2 separate regions of the Homo sapiens genome follow, and region 2 is linked to region 1. A link is a loop called in an ENCODE intact Hi-C map of the cell type or tissue named here. Cell type or tissue: IMR-90. All regions are shown on one strand. Each heading gives the region's core, and the rest is flanking DNA. Links, peaks and the distances in the headings are about the cores only.

Evidence for each region. Peaks named below come from ENCODE experiments on the same cell type or tissue, not always from the same donor. Only the 100,000 strongest peaks of a DNase experiment are listed, where the experiment ranks them.
Region 2: it touches region 1 in a loop (12-fold over the local background); 14 of 110 quality-filtered maps call a loop at or near these places.

What each region holds. Positions count from the first base shown.
Region 1 is chr5:53,120,825-53,126,218 of GRCh38, reverse strand. No RefSeq gene overlaps it. Among named protein-coding and RNA genes, the nearest start is that of MOCS2-DT, 14 kb to the right of the region's middle. In IMR-90, for the core only: a CTCF peak has its summit at 2,342 (motif pointing left); no DNase peak of the experiment used is centred there.
Region 2 is chr5:54,232,012-54,237,405 of GRCh38, reverse strand. The region is part of intron 1 of ARL15 (ARF like GTPase 15); the gene reads left to right. Among named protein-coding and RNA genes, the nearest start is that of ARL15, 76 kb to the left of the region's middle. In IMR-90, for the core only: a CTCF peak has its summit at 2,658 (motif pointing right); a DNase peak (open chromatin) is centred at 2,675.

The DNA of each region.
Region 1 (5,394 bases), core at 126-5,125:
ATTTCCTCTGGATGAAGAAATAGTAGATGGAAGAGTTGTGGGGTCCTTGCGGAGGCCCCCAAGTTTCACATCATTACAAGCCAGCTTTCCCAGTTGTGCAAACAAAAGTCCTGGAAAATGACTTGGGTTGTGTGCCTATCCCTGATTGTCTCACAGTGCTCAGTGATAGCTGATGCCACTCTGAGGGTCAGTTGAAGTTTGTAAATAACTTCACTCCATTCCTTCTAACCTCTTTTGGTATCCATCAAAGAAGGCCATGGATTTTCCAGATCAAAATGTGTCCAAACATAAATTGAGGGCATTAGATACATGCTAGGACCTGAGTTGAAGGTATGGGCTTGGTAACATAATGTAGCTATTTCTGGGTTTCAGACGGGCATAAAGATTAGTAAGATTAGTTAAAAATGTAGGGCCTTAGAGTAAGACAGGCCTGGATCCAAATGATTGCTTCACCAGAGCAAGAAACCTTGGATAAGTACTTAATTTCTCTTGAGACTCAGTTTCCCCAATTAGAAAATGGGAGTATTGAGAATACCCAAATCATTGGGTTGTTAAAAGGATGAAATAAAATACCTGGCACAATTATTATATTTCTTAATATATAAACATATGTTATATAATAAATATGATATATTAATATATGTATTATTCTGTTCTCATGCTGCTATGAAGAAATACCTGAGATTGGGTAATTTATAAGGAAAAGAGGTTTAATTGACTCACAGTTCCACGTGGCTAGGGAGGCCTCAGGAAACTTACAGTCATGGCAGAAGGGGAAGCAAACACATCCTTCTTCACAAGGCAGCAGGAGGAAGAAGTGCCGAGCAAAGAGGGAAAACCATCTTATGAAACCGTCAGATCTCATGAGAACTCACTCAATATCACAAGAGCAGGGTGGGGGTAACCTCCCCCATGATTCATCCACCAGGTCCCACCCACAACACACTGAGATTATGAGAACTACAATTCAAGATGAGATCTGCATGGGGGCACAGCCAAACCATATCAATATACAATTTATATAATAATATAACATATATTATTATACAATGTCTGGCACAAGGAGATGCACAATAAGTACTATTTTTGTTGCTAAGTACTTTCTCCTCCGGGCACACAGAGCAATACTGTGGAAAACCATGCTAAATTATGAAGGATTTTCCTTGTAGTTTCTAGAAGTGGCCAATTTGATAGTTATCCCAGGCAGTAAGCAAATTATCCTGCCATTTCTCCTATTATTATTTGTAAATAGCAAATGGAGAACCTAGTATGAGAGATGGAGGGTGAAGGAGACTTAAGTATATGAATTGTCTTAAGCACTGATGTGTTTGTGTATATGCATATATATATATCTGCATACGTGTATATGGATATATATGTATAGATGTGTGTATGTGTATATATGTACATGCATACATATGTATAGATGTGTGTGTGTGTGTGAGACTAAGATGTTTATGCTAGGATTATGCTAGCAGAGATTCATTGATCATTTCTCAAAAGTAACACAGGATACTTTGCAGGCTATGCCAAATTTGAGACACATATGAATTTAGCAACACTGCAAGATGTTGCTGAGGCCTTCTACTCTTAGATATGTTTCCACAAAAAGAGGAAAATCAAGGCATTTTTGTGGTGTCATTTAAAGCGAAGCAATCTTGCTCAAATTTAATATTTAAGTAAATTGTAAAAATACTGACGACATAAATTCACTTTTCTAAAATGCATTTTTAACATTTATTTATTTACGATATTTTTTTTTTTAATTTTTTGAGATGGAGTCTTGCTCTGTCACCCAGGCTGGAGTGCAATGGCACGATCACAGCCCACTGCAACTTCCACCTCCTGGGTTCAAGCGATTCTCCTGCCTCAGCCTCCCAAGTAGCTGCGATTACAGGCATGCGCCACCATGCCCTGCTAATTTTTATATATTTAGTACAGGAGGGGTTTCGCCATGTTGGCCAGGCTGGTCTCAAACGCCTGATCTCAGATGATCCACCTGCCCCGGCCTCCCACAGTGCTGGGATTACAGGTGTGAGCCACCGTGCCCAACCAAAATTTATTTTTTTAAATAAATAATACTAGAATTATGCTTGAGAGATTTCTTTTTTATATCAACTAAAAACTGTGACTTTCTGTGATCTAAAATTTTGTTTCTTTGGGAGACAGTAACAATGAAGGTAATCTTCCCAAGTATACTACATGAATTATGTTGAAATATTTGGTGTAACTACATAAATATAAATGTAACAAGAGCCTTTTATTTCCAAAATGAGATTCAATTTATTTTAAGAATAAGATATCAACTAGCACCCTCTTGTGGAAATGATTATTTTAGATATTGGAAAAGAAAATCTTACACAAGCAGCATGGTGGCACACCTATCATAGATGTATTTTTTTCCACACACTCTTGATGACTTCAAATTAATTGTATACTTTTGTTTATACACAGAGTCTAGGAGAAGATGTTAACATGCAGCACAGTGATGACTGCAGATTTATTCTCAAGACATTTTTTTCTTAAGTAGATCTTCAGCTGTCATCTGATTCAATTAGTCTAAGAATTTTAATTTATATTTCACTTCAAAAGGTTGAACTAGATAAGTACACAGAAATACAAATAAAAGTACTTTTTACAAGCTTTAAAACTGTGGTGTCCCCTATCTGTATTTTTTTCCTCTAGCATCTGCCTTGCCAAAAGTTCTCTTGATGCCTCCTCCCCGGGGGATAGGTTCTGACCCAGACCTGAACCAGTTCTGACCAAATGTGAAATCCTCCAGGAATGTCAGCCACCCTTCCTACCTCCAATTTTTATTGATTGATTGTTTTGAGACAGGGTCTTGCTCTGTCATCCAGGCTAGAGTGCTGTGGCATGACCATAGCTCACTGCAGTCTTGCACTCCTGGGCTCAAGCAATCCTCCTGCCTCAGCCTCCCAAGCAGCTAGGACTACAGGCATGCTCCAACATGCCCATGCTTTTTTTTTGTAGAGATGAGGATTTCATTATGTTGCCCAGGTTTGTCTCAAACTCCTGGTCTCAAGCGATCTTCCCGCCTCAGCTTCCCAAAGTGCTGAGATTACAGGTATCAGCCATCACACCCGGCTCACCTCCACCTTCTTAGTGGCCAGTCACCTTTCCTATATGAGAGTATATAAAAAAGAACAGTCACACTTGTCTAAGAGTGAAAGTAATTCTTGGGCTTAGAATTTTCTGGTACTCAAGCTATTCAAAGATAGGATGTTTAACTGCTTAGTAGGCAATTGACAGAATGTGTTCAAGTTCAGTTAGTTATTTGGGCTCAATAATCTTCATGGTCCCTTCCAATCTGACATTCTAAAGCCTTTCTATTTAGTCTAATGGCCAGTGCCTCTGAATGAACTAATCACTGCCATTGCTCCTCTTTTATTTCTGAGATGGTCATGAAGATTTTAACATAGTCCTTGCAGCATTGGTCTGTATCTTCCCCCGAAATTATTCTTTCAAGTAAACCATCAGGACCTTCAAAGGGCCATTCAAAGTGCACATTAGGCCAGACAAGGTGATGCATGCCTATAATCCCAACACCTTAGGAGGCTGAGGCAGGAGGATTGCTTGAGCTCAGGAGTTTGGGACCAGCCTGGGCAACATAGGGAGACCTTATCTCTACAAAAGTAAAAATAAAAAACATTAGCCAGGTGTGGTGGTGTGCATCTGTGGTCCCAGCTACTTGCAAGGCTGAGGCAGGAGGATGGCTTGAGCCCAGGAGGTTGAGGCTTCAGTGATCCATAATCACACCACTACATTTCAGCCTGGGTGACACAGCAAGACCTTGTCTCCAAAAAACAAACAAACAGAAAACAAACCAGTGCATATTTATTAGGGAACTCGGCCATAATAGTGACATGAGGCCCTTTAATCATTAGTTTTAAACAATTATAAATAATCAAGGAATATATAGGTTATCTCCAGCAGATAATTGTCAGGTATAATTAAGGGTGAGATGCTGATTCAGACAGAGAAATGTGTAACGTAGAAGGCATAGGGGCACATATTCAAGGGAGACATGAAGCATCCTGAGATGAAGGACAAGTGTGGGATTTGGGGTACAAACAATCCAATTCAAACGCTGGTTCTGTTTGTTGTTACATGAATGGCCCTAGGTATCTGAGACTCCCATATCTGTCAAATAAGAATGATTGTATTTACCTCACAGGGTTGTTGTAAGAATTAAATGGCATAAAAAACAATGAGAAGCACAGAGCATAATACTTAATCCAAGAAGGCTCTCAAAAACTGCTAGCTTTACTTTTTTGTTTGTTTGTCTTTTTCTTCCTTCAGCCTTTATTTTTGTGTGTGTGACAGAGTCTCATTCTGTTGCCCAGGCTAGAGTGCAGTGTCAATGCTCACTGTAGCCTCAAACTTCTAGACTCAAGCCATCCTCCTGCCTCAGCCTCTCGAGTAGCTAGGACTGTAGGTGTGCACTACCAAGCCTGATTACTTTTTAAAATTTTTGGTAGAGATGGGGGTCTCACTGTGTTGCTCAGGTTGGGCTAGCTTTTCTTATGGCCAGAAAGGGTCCTTGATGTTTAAGGATTTAATAGCCAGGGGCTGGGGGCAGGGGGGACAAACTAAACAAATATTTCATATATGAAATTAAATTGTGTTCACTGATTATCCCTGATAACCTTACCTGATGAATCAGGGGACGAGATCTCCATCTTCCCTAATATTTTACAATATTTTTCTAATAATCTTTGATTACTGATTGGGGCACATTTTTATCTCTCAGCATTTAGATTCAGACAGTGTGAGTGCTCTTAGCTAACTTGGACTCATATGTTTGTGTGAGCAGATCTTTGTAAGTTTGACCTCCCTAGCCTTTGCATTAAGGACATCTCTGAAAGCTGAAAGCAAACACTTTTAGGAAACAACAGCTTCTCTTCTCTACAGTGAGGAATCCCTGGAAACCTTGGTAGTTGAGCCCTGACTATTCAATAATTCAGTTAACTACGGAATTGGTTAGGTCTATAAACTTGGTGATCACAGTTCATGCTAGGAATTCACTTCTGAAGACTTAGTAGTATTCAAAGGATGCATAATTTAAGACATACTGTTGAAGGATAGTATTTGTAATTTATTAGCTAAAGTAGTATCACCATGTGGCAAGAACAAAAATAGCATGTATTCAGACAGCACGTTTTAAAAGTAGCAATTTCTTATTAATTTTTAATTGATTTTGATAATTTTGTTGATTTTAATGAATTTATTTTCATTTTAGTTACCATTGTTCAAAATGTTATACAAAACTAAACTTTTACTGTTTTTTATTTGGATGACTTCTAGTACATGCAATTCAAATATACATAAAAGGCAATAACCCTGTAATTTAATTTTTGTGATAAGAACTTAATG
Region 2 (5,394 bases), core at 108-5,107, 1.1 Mb before region 1:
GGAAGTTGTATTAGTCCATTCTCATGCTGCTAATAAAGACATACTAGAGACTGGGTAATTTATAAAGAAAAAGAGGTTTAGTGGACTCACAGTTCCACATGGCAGGTGAGGCCTCAGGAAACTTACAATCATGGCAGAATGGGAAGGGGTAGCAAAGGCATGCCTTGCATGGTGGCAGGCAAGAGAGCATTTGCAGGGGAACTCCCCTTTATAAACCCACCAAATCTCTTGACACTTATTCACTATCACGAGAACAGCTGGGGGAAAACCCACTCCCATGATTCAATTACCTCCCACCAGGTCCCTCCCACAACACGTGGGGATTATGGGAGCTACAATTCAAGATGAGATTTGGGTGGGGACACAGCCAAACCATATCAGAAGTGAAAAGAGTGGAAAAGGAGAACAAACAATTCCTTTGTACACATCATTTTCACTCATGTTCCAATGATGTCGTACGGCCATACCTGGCTGCAAAGGAGTCTGGAAACTGCATTCTGTAGTTGAGTGGCTATGTGTCCAGCTAAATTTTATTCACAAGGAAGATACCAAGGTTCAGCATGCTCTGGTGGGACACTTTTCACTTTAGACAAATGTCTAAATACAAATATTAATGGAAGTAGGCTTAAAATAGATAAAAGATTAAAGAGTTTTAATTACTTGAAGAAAAGAAGGATTTTGTTTAAATGAATGTATGCACTGGGCAATATATGATTAGAGAGTGAAACACTGGCACATTATAAAGGACCAGTAGAATTTCACAGAAGTGTTGCCAATAGAAATTTATTTTTGGCCAGTCTGCTCCATCTACCTAAGTTGTTGACTTGAAGACATTGTGTGTTCAGATTAGAATGACAGACGAAGCATACATATTGTTTCTGTCTTTTTGCGTCTGATGCTCAAATTAAAATTGGATGAGTATGCTCCTTAGTGGTTGTAGTTTGGTAATACTACTGATTTGTGTGTGTGTGTGTGTGTGTGTGTGTGTGTGTGTGTGTCTGTGTTTAGTTTCAGTTCAACTCGGCCACTTCCAGTTGAGATTAATAAAGCCAGTTATTCACTTAAAGTACCTGTACCCACCAGGCTGTATGGCTGAGGCTAGATCTATAAAAACTCAAAGCTAGAAAATGCTTCCATAACTATGACAGTATCTCAGCACTTCAGAAATTATAGAATTTGAGAGTTTAAAAAGGAACATAGTTATCCGATCAGACACTATCAGTTGGAAGGAGTAGCTATCTCTGCCAGAGTTTAAAAGTGGCAGAGAGGATTTTATATACCACTTCAGCTTGCATTATCATCAGAGGAATCAGACATTGTGTTCTGGTGATAAAGCCATTTAAAAAATTTTCTTTTCCAGTCTAATGATTTAAAAACCAAATAGCTATATCAAATTTCTTATTGTTACTCAAACCTTTTAATGTCCTAGTTGATGAAATAACAATTCCCATTTCATACAGTTCTTTGAATTAATTATAACTGTAATTTCCTTAAAAATTCCATATTTGATTATTTTGAATTAAAAATGCTCACAGCATCTTAACAGTATAGAAGTATAGTCAAATGCCCTTCCATTATTTTTGCTACTAATGCATATTCCTTGCCAGAAATAACAAATGTTAATACTTTACTATAGCCCGGGGTGGTGGCTCACACCTGTAATCCCAGCACTTTGGGAAGCCAAGACAGGCAGATCATTTGAACCCAGGAGTTCGAGACCAGCCTGGGCAACATGTTGAAGCCCTGTCTCTACAAAAATTATAAAAATTAGCTGGGTGTGGTGGCACATGCCTATATTCCCAGCTACTTGGGAGGCTGAGCCCAGGAGCAAGGCTGCAGTGAGGCATGAGCGAGCCACTGTACTACAGCTTGGGTGACAGAGCGAGACCTTGTCTCAAAAAAAAAAAAAAGGTTTAACTATAGAATTAACGTGCATATGTGCTCATAAACATGGGTACACGTGCGTACATTTTTTAAAACATAAATTAGATCATGCCACCCGTTATTCTGTGACTACATTTTTTAGTTTAACCATATATTTCAGACTTCTTTCCATGTCATTACATTATTTTATCTGATAAGGTTGAGTGTATTTTTACACTGTTTTTCTTATGTCATCCTAGAGAAAGATGCATAGAATTAAATCCTTTTAACATTAACATACAGAGTTAAAAGTATACCCCAAGCATTGGTTCTTATCCTTCAAAGGTCCTTTTTCAGATTTTGTGAAGGCCATTGGAATGCCCAGGTTGTAAGTTGAGTGTAGTTTTAATATTTGGAAATTGAACTAATAATAATCCCAACTTTATCCATGTTAATGCTTCTATGTATTTAAAGTTATAAGTAGTTAATAAGACATAATTTGAACAGATTATTTTGGATAGCCGATGTATAATCAATTCATAGGAATTTAAGAAAGAAGTTTTTTGTGTGTGACCTCAGGTTTACTTTTGCATTTAGTTATGAACTACATTCAAACTAGATTTGGTTTCACATTTTCTTAGCTCTTTTAAAAACATATTATCAAAAAATTAAAATTAATTTCCCTATGCTCATATATTATTATTTTATAATCTGAATTTTCTGGGACGGAGTTGTAATTCTTCTGACAATCCAATAAATTTATTTTGTGTTCTGTGAGCTTACAAGTCCACTAGAGGGTGCATTTTACTCTTTTTTGACACAGACAGAAATTTAAGTCCATAATTTTGTTTCACTTTCACAGAGCTAGTTGGGTTAACAGCTTTGGAAAGCAAAGTCCCTTAAATTCTTAAACATGGACACTAGGAGACTGTTGTACAAAAACATAATTCATTAGTATAAAGCAACCATATCATTATTAAAATAGTGGCCTTACCAGTGGATGCTATTGTAGGATGCAGAAGGGAGCACGGTGGGGTGGGGATGTCTAGGGAAGCTTCATGGGCAAGATGGGATCTGTAGTGTTCAAACACCTGGTGAAGTCAAACTTTTTGGTCTCAGGACCCCTTTACACCATTGATAATTATTAAGGCTCCCAAATAGCTTTTATTAATGTGGGTATTGATATTTAATGTTCTAGCAATTAAAATTTTTTTTTTTTTTACTAATGCATTTAAAAATAACAATAGTAACGGGCCAGGCCTGGTGGCTCAAGCCTGTAATCCCAGCACTTTGGGAGGCTGAAACGGGCGGATCACCTGATGCCAGGAGTTCGAGACCTGGCCAACATGGAGAAACCCCATCTCTACAAAAATAAAAAAATTAGCCGGGCTTGGTGGCACGCGCCTATAATCCCAGCTACTTGGGAAGCTGAGGCAGGACAATTGCTTGAATCAGGGAAGCAGAGGTTGCAGTGAGCTGAGATCTTGCCGTTGTACCAGCCTGGCAACAGAGCGAGACTGTCTCAAAAAATAAATAAAAATAAACCCATTACATGTTAATATGAATAACATTTAAATGAAAAAGAACTATATTTTCCAAAACAAAAATTAGTGAGAAAATGGCATTGTTTTACCTCTTTGCAGATCTTTTTAATGTCTGGGTTAATAGAGGGCAGCTAGAGTCTCATATTTGCCTCTGCATTTAATCTGTTGTGTGTTTTGGTTAAAGTATGTGAAGAAAATTCAACCCCACGCAGCTATGAAGTTGGAAAAGAATATTTTAATAGCCTTTTCTGATAATTGTGAGTAGTCTTCTGTGATTCTATATCTAAACAATCAAATGGTAGTTCCTTAGGGGCTAGTTGCCATGTGGAACCTGAAACCATATCAGTGAACTTATTCTAGTTAGTTATGTTAAAAGCCAGTAGTCTCTCTTGGACCTTGAAAGACTCTTTTGCTCAGGCATGACTTTGTAATATTACACATTGGTCTTGGAAAATATTGGTTCATCTAGTTATGTAAATCTTCCAAATGTTAACACAATATCAGTCTTGTAAATATGTCAAGTTCATGATGGCAGATACAAGTTTTCTAAGAATTTAATTTTCATTTGAAAGCTTGAATTTTATCACTGGCAACAAATACTAACAGTTGTTTTCCTTGAATTGACATGCCCACTTCATTTATTTTTAAGAAAATATCTGTGAAATACCCAAGTTCGAATAATTATAGTTTGCCTGTAAGTCATTTTTTCAAGTAAAAATGGTGTTCCATGAAAAGAGAAGTTAGTTAGGTTCACGAGTACTTTTCCTTGAGACAACCCTTAGACTTTTACATAGAGCAGAAATGTTTTGTATGTATTTCATCACACAGAATAGTAACGTGTCAAGATTTAATAAAATTGATAGTTTACTGCTTCATCAAGGCCATTTTTATGTAAAACACAATGGCAGCTGGTAGAGTTTGGTGCCACCAGCATGATTTGTGCTAAAGGGCCAGCAGTTTCACTCACTCACTCTCTCCATCAATGTTAATGCAAACACAATGCAAGAGGTAAATAATGTCTTAGTATGATGACATTAGTTTTGATCCTGCAGATCCTCTGAAAGGGTCTTGGGGACCCTCAGGAGTCCATGCACACATTGAAAACGGCTGGACTAGGAGAAGCATAGAACTGGGTGTTGTGAAGCCATTGCAAACAAGGATGGTGTATGAGGGCAGGGGTGAACATGAGTGTCAGCCGAACAAGGGGCTGAGGGTAGACTCCAATTGATGGCTCTTGTGGGAATAGAGGAAATCAGAGGAGAAAAGAATGTGTCTTGAAGGCAGAGCAGACCGGAGAGGTCCCTGAACACAAGTTCTGAGAAGCAATTTTGTGGCTTTCCTGGTAGGTGGGCATGCGTCTTTAATTAAGCACCCCTGCCCTTCCCACTCTGCCCTGTTTCTCCCATATTTCTACCTGTTGGTTCTATTTTTACCCCCAAATGCAGCATAAGGCTCTGCTTTCTCCTGTGCAGCCTTTCAAATATGAACTTAGGGTCTTGAGGCCCAGTGGAAGGGAGCTTCGAATGTCAGAACAACTGGAAACTTTTTTCCATAGATAGTAAGGAGCCATTGCTTACTCTGGTCTCTCCTTCCCTTCCTGTTTTTCTGCCTACCTTTTTGAGAATGGCATTTGACAATGATATTTATTGAAAGAGCACTATGTATTAATAGTGCTCTTGGGTTATGTTAGGGTTGCAGCCGTGAACAGACAGCCTCAGTACCTGCTGTCAAAGAGCCAAGAATCTAGTAAAGGATACAGGCAAATGTGGTCAGGATCATGGGAACATTTGGTGAGGGCCTCTAATCCCAGAGGGGAAAGGGCTTGCAGGTCAGATTGCAGGACTTTTTGGAAGAACTAAGACTATGGAGGCTGAGACTTAAAGAGTGAGGGGTTAGTTAAGCAAAAGGTATAGGGAGCCTAAGGAAAAGGAGAGGGTTCTGGAGAGGGCTCCACAAGGATTTGGATTTAGAGACAGCACATGAGCAG